Linked DNA regions of Homo sapiens: all the other regions are linked to region 1. A link is a loop called in an ENCODE intact Hi-C map of the cell type or tissue named here. Cell type or tissue: IMR-90. All regions are shown on one strand.

Region 1 (2,500 bases):
ACCCAGAAACGTGGCATTTTTGCCAAATACATATCTACAAACTATGTAGGCAAGAAGTTCTGAGATGCCACTGACACCCTGGCCATGTGTCAAGATTGAATCTCACATGAAAGAAATGAAATATGGAAATGTAATTTGAACCCTGAAATCGAATTTTTCTTACAGGAAAAAGTAAAGCCTCAGAGATCTATGGATGGCTTTGTGTACTTATCTAAGCCATTTTTCTATAATAAAGTATTCACATTTCAGAAAGGCAAAGGTGAAGCAGAGTAGGAGCAAAATGGCAAAAATGTTTACATGTTCAAAATATTCTGGTGTCTATTCATAACCGCCCAGGAGCAGAAATCGAAAAGCAGAATTAGATCTGTTTTCTCTCTCAGGTGGTTCGATGATGATTCCGCTGAGGCTACAGAATTCAGGTGAAACTTCTCCAGCCAGTCAAGAGGACTAGGCAATTTGTAAAGACTTAGACTTCCCGTGAGCTCCTCGCTAATGGTTGACACGGTGACAAGAATTATCTCCTAGCTTTCATGATTTCTAATCCGGAATGAAACCATGCCCATCCTGAGACGATGCGTTTGAGTCACCTTCCTACTAACTCTTCAGTTCTCTAATAAGGGGACTAGCAGCTAAGTGGCCGAGCACTCAATCCTTCATATACTCATCTCCCCAGCTCCTCACTTCGGCAGACGAGCCAGGATTTGCCTCTGGTCAAACCTGTGGAATAAACCACTCCGTCCGACTCGGCGATACTTCCCCCAAAAAAAGAAAGAATACATGTGCACGAACTCATTGGTCTCTACAAAGAAAAAAATGTCAAACTCGGTGTTCGACAGGATTTCATTCACAACCCTGTCACAAAGTGGTAGTCATTAGCCAATTACTCTTAAAACAGAAAAATAACGAAAACACACACATACCACGCGCGCACACACCCAAACCTGGGGGCGGGGGACAAAAATCTGTCAGGCGCTGAGGAAGTACCGGGTGGAGAGCACACCCGCCCCGGTCGCGGTCTCCGCTCCCGGGCTGGCGCTCCCCAAGGACTAGCTGGGGACTGCGTTCCGCCGCGCTCCGCCCGGGACAGCCCGCAGCCCCCGCAGGTGTCTGTCCCCACCTCCTGCCCCCCATCCCTTCCCGGGCTCGGGCCGCGGTGTCCGCACCAGGTCCGAGGTGGGGCGGGGCATACTGTTGTCTGCTCTCTCCAAGCGTTCCGGAGCGCGCGGGCGCCACTTACATGCCCAGCCGGAGCTGTAGGGCGCTTCCTGGCGGCCAGCCGGCAACCGCCCAGGCAGAAGCACCAGAGCCACAGTCGCGAGGACATCTCGGCGAGGCTGATCCGCCCTGGCCGCCGCCCGGGCTGCGCGCGGTGCGCCGTTCCGGCTCCGCAAGTCCGAACCCGGCGCAGAAGTTGGGCTTGTCGGGCAGAAGTTGGTGCAGGGCTCGTGAGGCTGGCGCGGCGCGTCTGTCTGCGGAGGGAACGGCAGCAGCTTGGCCCCAACAGGCGTCACAGGCGTCTGGGAGCGCGAGGAGCGGCCGGGCGAGCCCCAGAGGCTCGGTGGCCGCTGAGCTGCATGCCCCTGCTCCGCCGGGAGCAACTGAAACCGAGTGAGCCCAGTGGCCCAGCAGCCCCCGCAGCCCCGGTGCCATGGAAACGCGCTCGCCGCCCTCCCGCCCCAGCCCCTCCGGAGCGCTTAAAGAGACAGCCCCGCCGCCACCACGGGCTTGAGGCGCTGCTGGGCGTCCCCCACGCCCTGCGCCCTCCTCGACCCCTCCTCTTCACCCAGCCGCGGCGGGGGCTGGGCGCTGGGGGCTGGAAGGGCAGCTGGGACGCAAAATAAGGGGCTTCGCTCAGTACTCAGCCTAACTCTGCTCCCACCTCTTCCTACCCGCCCCCCTCCCAGCATACACACTCAAATCCCGCCAAAGAGCCCAAGCAGTCCTGGCTTTTCCTCTCAAACATCAGCCTGCTCAGAACCAAACCAGTTGTGCACGAGCAGAGACCAAAAGAAGGCTGACTTTTGATTCTCTTGTTCTGCTTGGTCCCCACCCCGAGTCTGGGGAGTCGGTTAGAGCACTAGGCTGAGGGAGGTGTGTTTGAAGTGGGAACCAATTGTCAGTTGATTGAGTCAAATCTGCCAAATCGACAGTTGCAGGACATATCGCCGGCTCATCCAGAAATCCTCCTCACTCAAAACGGGGTCATCTCTCTTCGTTTTATTTGGCTATCATCTCACCCCCTTTAGGCACCAGAGTTATAAGGAGGAGCCAACGCTTTTACAAACTTAATCCCTCCTTTCCTTCAAACCAGCTCCTTTCCCCCAAATATAAGGAGGAACAGCCAGTCGCGAGCACCATGGCCCCTCCAGAGACGAACAGCGTCCGCTCCTGCTCGGAGCGGGAAGCTCTCTGGCTGCGGTGCTGGCCAGCGCAGCCTGGGACGCACGGCCAAGCGCGATGCAGTCGCCAGCAGCTCAGGCCGTAGGCTGTGCCTCTGCCC
Region 2 (2,500 bases), 92 kb before region 1:
CAGAGAAAATATTTGATTTCTGCTACCCGTGTTTTATTTTGCATCATACTTTTAAAAACAGGCAAATCTTTAACTATTCTTTAGATATATTAGTCAACATAATGCAGGACAAATTCCCTGAACATTTTGGTAACTCTAATCTTCGTGCAAAGAGAGCTATAATTCAGTCAGCTAATGTTATCACACTCAAAAAAAAAAAACCCACAAAATGTATTTATTGAATCACACAAAGAAATTAAGAAAATGATTACCAATTATCTTGGCAAGAATTCCTTAATTAATTGCCAGCACTAATACCATGTTATCTTCCCCATTATTAAAACAATGTGACTTCTATTAAAAACTATTCATTAAAGATTCATTCCTTTCTTATTGCATCCTGCTGTTTCATATCTTATGTTGCTAAAGGGCTGCTTCCTACAGGATGAAGTACTGCTGTGCAGAGAAGCAGCTCCAACTATAGAATTTATGTTGAGAGATGTTATGCTTCTGAATGTTCTCTCTAAAATATCATAAAGATATTATTTGTAAAAGCAAACAAAGCTGATGTATAAAGGTCAGGAGTGTCTGTGTGGTTACACACCCACTTAAACACTAAGATGTTAGTATTTCCTGCAAGTATTCCATTCTCTTGAGGATACTAAGCACTAAGCACAGGAACTGCCATTTTTATGGAACAGTAAGGTGAAAACACCAAGAGCTCGTTAGAATGAGAAACCTGTACCTTCCAAAAGTAACTTGCATATTTCCTCTCAGACTTATAGCAGTGATTCTCAGTGAGGAGAATTTTGCACCCTCTCCCCCAGTGGACTTCTGGCAATATCTAGAGACATTTTTAGTCTTCACAATGGAGAGGGAGTGCTCTAGCATTCCACACACAGAGGCTAGAAATTCTGCTGACCATAATGCAAAGGACAGCCCCCGCCCTTCCCCAACAGAGAATTATCTGGTTCAAAATGTCAATAGTGCTGCTGTTGAGTAAACCTGATTTACAGGGAAAATATTTGATTTCTGCTACCAGTCACCACTGTTGCTTTTAGCAAACTCAGTCACAGCTGCAAAAGTACTTAAGTTGATACTTAGGTAACACTGCTAAAATAATTAGAACCTAGGGATTCTCTTCTACATTTCTCCCCATAAATGAGCTGAATAAAGAGTGGAGTAATTAGCTAACCAAAGATTTATATAATTGCCACTAAATGCCCCCACTCTCAACCTCTCCCCAAACCCACCTCTAATGCTAAGAATGGCCAACATTTTGAGTTAGAAAAGAGAAAAATCCTATATGTCTGACATATTTGAATTGAAGCCAAGGAGACAAAACCAAACCTTAGTCTGCAACTTCCCTTGGGAAATCTTTGTTCATTTTAATACTTGTTCAGTCAGCTGTCTGACTCAATGACAAGGTTTTTATCTCTAATGTGAGTGGCTTTGAAGGCTACTTGCATTATCCATTCCTCAGCAACTGCTGCTGAAACCGCAACATTGCAAACTGATAATTAAATCCAGCTGCCTCTACTATGAATTCAATCATATCAACATTAGCAGCATTCTTAGGGGTTGTTGGTGGATTTCTTTTTCCATTTCTAGACAACATAATTAACTTCACTAGCCTTCTTAAACAAAACTCAGAGCTAAAGAATACTATGAATTAAACTACTATAAATACTTTTCATGCAAAGGAATGCAGTTGGATCATTAGGATGTTGAATCAGTGCCAATGCATTGCTTGTGTTTAGCCATTTGACCTAATACACTTCAATATTACACTCAACATTTAGTAGAGTTTCAAATTTCACTTGCAAAAGCTCATGTTAACTGACAATTTATCACTCATGAAAAATTAACTCCAGCGCCTGTAAACAAGATGTAAGCCAACTCGTCAAACATTGAAATGTACCCACTAAAAAATACCAAAGTGCTTTCATAGTGTTTGGATTAAGAATGCAAAGGAAATATGTCCTAATCCACTATAAGATAATCTGTCACAGTTCAAATATTTCTAAATTATCTGATTTTTAAATTACAATGTCACCCATAGAAATACTTAGCTCAAAATACACTTTAAGCCACTTAATTCGTATGACATTAATAGCAAGAAAAATTTTCTTAATAACATGTTTACTTGCACAGGTCTAACAGTTGTTTTACAGAACAAAAGTTTTAAAACAAATACTACAAGTATTGTTTATTCAACAGCCAGTGACTATATTAATTTTACATTGCTGTTGTAGCAAATCACCACAAACTTAGTGGCTTAAAATAACAAAAGTATATTATCTTATAGCTCTTTAGGTAAGAAATCCTAAATGGGTCTCACTGAGCTAAAATCAACCTGTCTGCAGGGAAGGCAGAGTTTCCTTATGGAGGCTCTAAAGGAGAATTTGTTTTTCAGTTGTTTTTTTCCCAGCTTCTATTGCTTGCCTGTGTTCTTTGGTGCCAGTTATTCTCTTCCTTCATCTTCAAAGTCAGCAACACAACATCTTCCTATCACCCTCTT
Region 3 (2,500 bases), 220 kb before region 1:
AAACAACACAGAGTTAATAATGTTCTAATTTAAGTAGGGGAAAATGAGATTCAATCTCATCCGTTACTTTTTAGGAGTTTTGAGCTTGTTTATTGACTGCTATAAATTCTGACTGGAATCCTTACAGATGTAATCATCATGCGACTAATAGAAGCATCAGGTTTTCTTCAGAATGAGAATTTTTCATTTAAAATAAAACTTTATCAAGTCAGTGGTGTTCAAGCCACTAATAAGCTAGTTTGGCAAACAGCTATATTACTCATTTACAATATATTACGGTAAATAAGCTCCAATATAGACTTCTTAAAACTATTTTATTTTTAATAATACACATTCAATATAGAAAATTTTTAAAACATAGAAAATTGTTTAAAAAGCAAATCTCATCACCCAGTGATAATCACTGTTCACATATGACCATTGAAGAGAGCAATTTAAATTGTTTCATTTTGAATAACATCATTTTGGGGATGGTAAGCAGTTTTTGAGTCTAGAAATTTCCCTTAAGGGAATTTTCCTTCTACAAAGGGCCACTTTTGCAAATCTTTTAGTTAATCAGGCATTTGGCTGGTACTTTTACTGGGAAAACTTGCTTCAGATTGAGGTGTTAGTGGTTTTTTGCAGTGTTATAAATTGGCTCTTTTGGTAGGATTGTCATTTACAGAGTTAGAAAATATTTTGTTCCTCAAATCCACATTTGGATTACCCTATGATAAAATTCATTTTTATTCTTCAGTGCATGCTGTGCTATCATATAAGCATTTGGTCACTAAAAAATTAAGAATTCACTCATGGCAGAAGGACATGTCACCCTAATCAAACCTTAACTTTATAATCCAGGGGATCACAACCTGGATGGGGCTGCATCCACAGTAAAATATTTAAAACTGAATGATGTAGGCTTTGCAAAGAGTAGCATAAATATTATAATTATGGAGGTTATGGGAATCCATGCATTTTCCTTATGAGAGAAAATATCCTATGCAGGAGATAAATGTTTCCACCATCCTGCATCCTGGATCAGGATATTCATGGGCGCTGGACTTCAGGCACATAAATGTCTTCCTCCTCTCTCTGTAACTGTAGTACATTTGGGTTCAGACTTTAGATATGAACCTTTCTAGAAACTGTTTCTGGAAGTTGAACTAGTTTAGTATATGGGGACCTCGTGAGAAAGCAGATATGAGGTAATATTTAGGCTTTAAATACAAGGAGCCGCCATTGATAGAAACAAATTTGTGCTGTAGTTCTACTATTCCCAGGCCTTATTAAAATCTGGAATGATTATGTTGTGGGTATTGGTGAGAGTCGGGACCCAACTCCAAGACTAGAGGAGCAGAACTGGTAACAATAACCAGTAGATGGCAGCGAGTCTCTGAAGACTGGAGAACTCACAAGGTCCATCAACAGTGAGGTCAAGACACAATGTCCACAACAAAGGCCAAAGAAGAACCTGTTACAGAGCGTGGGTAGACTGCCCTATGAGAAACTCTTAAAGATAACTCAGAGACCTTTAAGGGCCCTTCTGGCAGGTTGGCTGGTGTGTAGAAATAACATATAATCACATTATAAAGACCTAGGCAAGTGAGGCTGATGGCATATGAGAATGCATGTATAAATGTGTCGTATTTACTTTCAGTTTTACATTCTGCTTTTTCTTTTCACGCCATAAGATTAGTTTCTATATGTGTAACTGAATTGTCATTGAATATATAATTGTCATATATATATAAATATACAATGTCACATTTGATACATATATACATCAATATCATATACATGTTGAGCATCTCTAATTCAAAAATCCAAAATGTCCCCAAATCCAAACCTTTATGAGCACTGACCTTGTGCCACAAGTAAAAAATTCCACACCTGATCTCATGTGATGTGTCTCATTGAAAACACAGGTGCACAACACACAGTTTATTCAGTGTCCCCAAGGGGGTTACAATACAGTGTACAGTAACCTTTTAATCAAAACACATCATTGCAGATGAAGACTGAAAGGCTACCCTTGTTTGCCATCACTGTTGTTTAACAGCTGATAAGGTATTTTGGTGATGCTACTGTGCTGCTTAGTTACCCTGAACACATTATTTTTTCACTTGTATTAATGGTATGCTATATGTTTTACTGTTAAATATTTAATGGGTTAATAAGTGTAAGAAAATGATTGCTTATCTGAAGATGAATTAAGAATCATGAATTACAGTGATGCCAAAAAACCTGGGTGGCCGAGACAGTGACGTTGCTTTCTGTTGGTTAACTGTATACAAATTTTGTTTCATGCACACATTTTTTGAAATATCACATAAAATTGCCTTCAGCTATGTGTATAAAATATATAGGAAACATAAATAATTTTTGTGTTTAGATTTGGTTTCTATCCCCAAGGTACCTCATTATGTATATACAAATATTTCAAAATCCAAAAAATCTGAAATCAGAGGCATTTCTGGCCCCAAGCATTCTGGATAAGAGATACTCAACCTATATATGA
Region 4 (2,500 bases), 170 kb before region 1:
TGTTTTCTTCTGAACAGGCTTTCTCAATTTTTACATTATGGATAGGATAGAATTTTCCAAATCTTTAAGGTTTAATTTTCTTTTGCTTAACAATTCCTTCTTCAATACACCTCTCTTATTTTGCATTTTACTATAAGCAGTAAGGAGGGCCCAAGCCACACTTTCAATACTTTGCTTAGAAATCTCCTCTGATAAATATTCAATTTCATCACTGGCAAGTTCCACCTTTCAAAAAAACCACTAGAACAAAGCTCAGCCAAGTTCTTTGCCACCTTTATCACAAGGATTGCCTTTCTTCCAGGTTCCAATAAGTTTTTTTCTATCTGAGATCTCACTAGAATGGCCTGTAAGGTCCATATTTCTATCATTTGTTCATGATTATTTGTGTATTCTCTAAGAACATGGAAGCTTCTCTCCATATTTCCTTTTTTTCCTTGATGTTTCACCAGAATCACCTTTAACATCCGTATTTCCAGAGTGTACCTCAAAACTCTTCTAGCCTACCATTACCCAGATCCAAAGCTGCTTTCATATTTTTAGGTATTTGTTACAGCAGCAACCCTGCTTTTTGGTGCCAAAATCTGTCTTAGTTTGGGCTGTCATAACAAAATACCATAGCTCGAGTGGCCTACACAACAGAAATTTATTTATTTTCTCACCGTTCTGGAGGCTGGAATTGCAAGATCGGAATGGCAGCATGGTTGGATTTTGAATGTGAGGGCTGTCTTCTAGGCTTGCAGGCAACCACTTTCTTGCTGCATCCTCACATGGCCTTTTCTCAGTGTGCACAGGTGTGGAGAAAGAGACAGAGAAAGAGAACGCTTTTTGTCTTCTTATAAAGGCCACCAATTGCATTGGATTAGAATGAACCTTTATGAGCTCATTTAAACTTATCTCCTAAAATCCCTACCTTCAAAAACAGACACATTGGAGCTTAGGAATTCAATGTATGAATTTGAAGAAGGGAGACAATTCAGTCCACAGAACCAAGGAATCTGCATTTTCTGCCAGCATCCAAGATTAGTCTAAGGTATGTGGTTTAAGGACTTGGCTTTGAGAGGCCCTGCTTCAGAACACATTCCCATGCATCCTTCCTAAAATGAATACAGACTGAATTGTAATTGAATGTAGTTCTAAAATACACAATACAATACCATATAAATAACTACTACTGCATGTCAGGGCTGGTAAGAATATTATGCATTACAAGCCGTCATACATATGAGAAAACTGAAGCCTGTGATGCTGAGTAACTAAAGAATGTTTTCCTTGAGTAGATATTTAGATAACCTTTGAGAAGCATTGAGATGTGGTAAAATTTTTTTAAAGTTACTAAATAAGACAAACATACTTCCAAACATTTACTTAAGGAAACATGAGATAAAGTTCAGTAGAAACTGTTGCTAACTAAATGCAAATAGTTGGTTAGTGTGTACAGCAATTATCTCTTACTCAAAGAATTACATATCAAATCCTGCATACATCATTTCATTTGTGAAGGAAAACAAATTCTCTTAAATCCACCACCAAGTTATCCAACACAAATTGTCCAAACATTTTGCCAGTGGGCTAAAAGCCAGCTGACACACTTCCACTCACACCATCCAACCATCCACATTACTCTGTACAACGTGCTGGGCCATTATCACAAATGTTTGTGTCATCTATTAACGATATTATCATATGTTATCTTCTTCCCTCTGAACGTATTACCAAGTCAACCATTTAAAATATGAATAGATCTTCTGTGTTTTCTGTTGTTTGTTTTCCAGAAGAAAAACAACATTGTGAATTGTGTCTTGGTAGCCTTCAAAACTAAGCAGAATTGCAGGAGGAATGCTATTTGCCACTGAGCAGCCCAGCCATGATTGGATTCAATGGGTGATGAAGGGTACTTTGAAGCACTTAGCTTGCCTCCATAATGTGAAATCTATGGAAACCTCTGGAAATAAGTATATTTCTATGTAAAGATATATATTTTTTGAAATTTCCATCTAGCTCAAACTGGGCCAAAGATAGTGTTTTTGATTTGCAACAAAAGATAATTTCTGTGGGGGAAAAATTTTCTAGTTCTATGGATTCTTGAAGAAAAAGGAAACTTGAACTGAGGAGTGCCGAGAATGAAGAGAGGATCATCTAAATTAATTTACCATTAACTATGAGAGCATGCTTCTCAAAGCGTTACACATATATATCTTTATTATAAATAACTGGAGATGCTTTTGAAAAAAACACAAATTTCAGGACCTTTATTTTCAGGATTTAGATTTCAGAATGCTTCACCAAACTCCAAAATCTCAAAAATCAGAGCCTGGACTGAACATTTTCTAAATAGCCCTCCAACTGACTTTTATGCACATGAGAGCTTTACCCAACTGTTGAGGGGATTGAGGGGCATAGAATGAAAGGAATATAAATTAACATCTTATTTTATCATATCATCCATGATTCTGTAGCCCAAGAAAACCCGAGAGAAGTCAATGTAATGCATGAACTCCTA

Evidence for each region. Peaks named below come from ENCODE experiments on the same cell type or tissue, not always from the same donor. Only the 100,000 strongest peaks of a DNase experiment are listed, where the experiment ranks them.
Region 2: a loop joins it to region 1, with 4 times the contacts of the local background. A loop is called at or near these places in 2 of 110 quality-filtered maps.
Region 3: a loop joins it to region 1, with 5 times the contacts of the local background. A loop is called at or near these places in 6 of 110 quality-filtered maps.
Region 4: it touches region 1 in a loop (5-fold over the local background); 4 of 110 quality-filtered maps call a loop at or near these places.

Annotation. Positions count from the first base shown.
Region 1 is chr3:168,248,765-168,251,264 of GRCh38, reverse strand. It overlaps the pseudogene EGFEM1P. Among named protein-coding and RNA genes, the nearest start is that of GOLIM4, 150 kb to the right of the region's middle. RefSeq lists silencers at 865-1,194, 1,865-1,954 and an enhancer at 1,325-1,524. In IMR-90, a CTCF peak has its summit at 1,275; a DNase peak (open chromatin) is centred at 1,394; H3K4me3 peaks cover 2,168 bases; H3K27ac peaks cover 1,053 bases; H3K27me3 peaks cover 192 bases.
Region 2 is chr3:168,340,618-168,343,117 of GRCh38, reverse strand. It overlaps the pseudogene EGFEM1P. Among named protein-coding and RNA genes, the nearest start is that of MIR551B, 210 kb to the left of the region's middle. In IMR-90, no CTCF peak of the experiment used is centred here; a DNase peak (open chromatin) is centred at 1,457; H3K27ac peaks cover 550 bases.
Region 3 is chr3:168,466,395-168,468,894 of GRCh38, reverse strand. It overlaps the pseudogene EGFEM1P. Among named protein-coding and RNA genes, the nearest start is that of MIR551B, 84 kb to the left of the region's middle. In IMR-90, a CTCF peak has its summit at 1,377 (motif pointing right); no DNase peak of the experiment used is centred here.
Region 4 is chr3:168,423,322-168,425,821 of GRCh38, reverse strand. It overlaps the pseudogene EGFEM1P. Among named protein-coding and RNA genes, the nearest start is that of MIR551B, 130 kb to the left of the region's middle. In IMR-90, no CTCF peak of the experiment used is centred here; a DNase peak (open chromatin) is centred at 1,281; H3K27ac peaks cover 599 bases.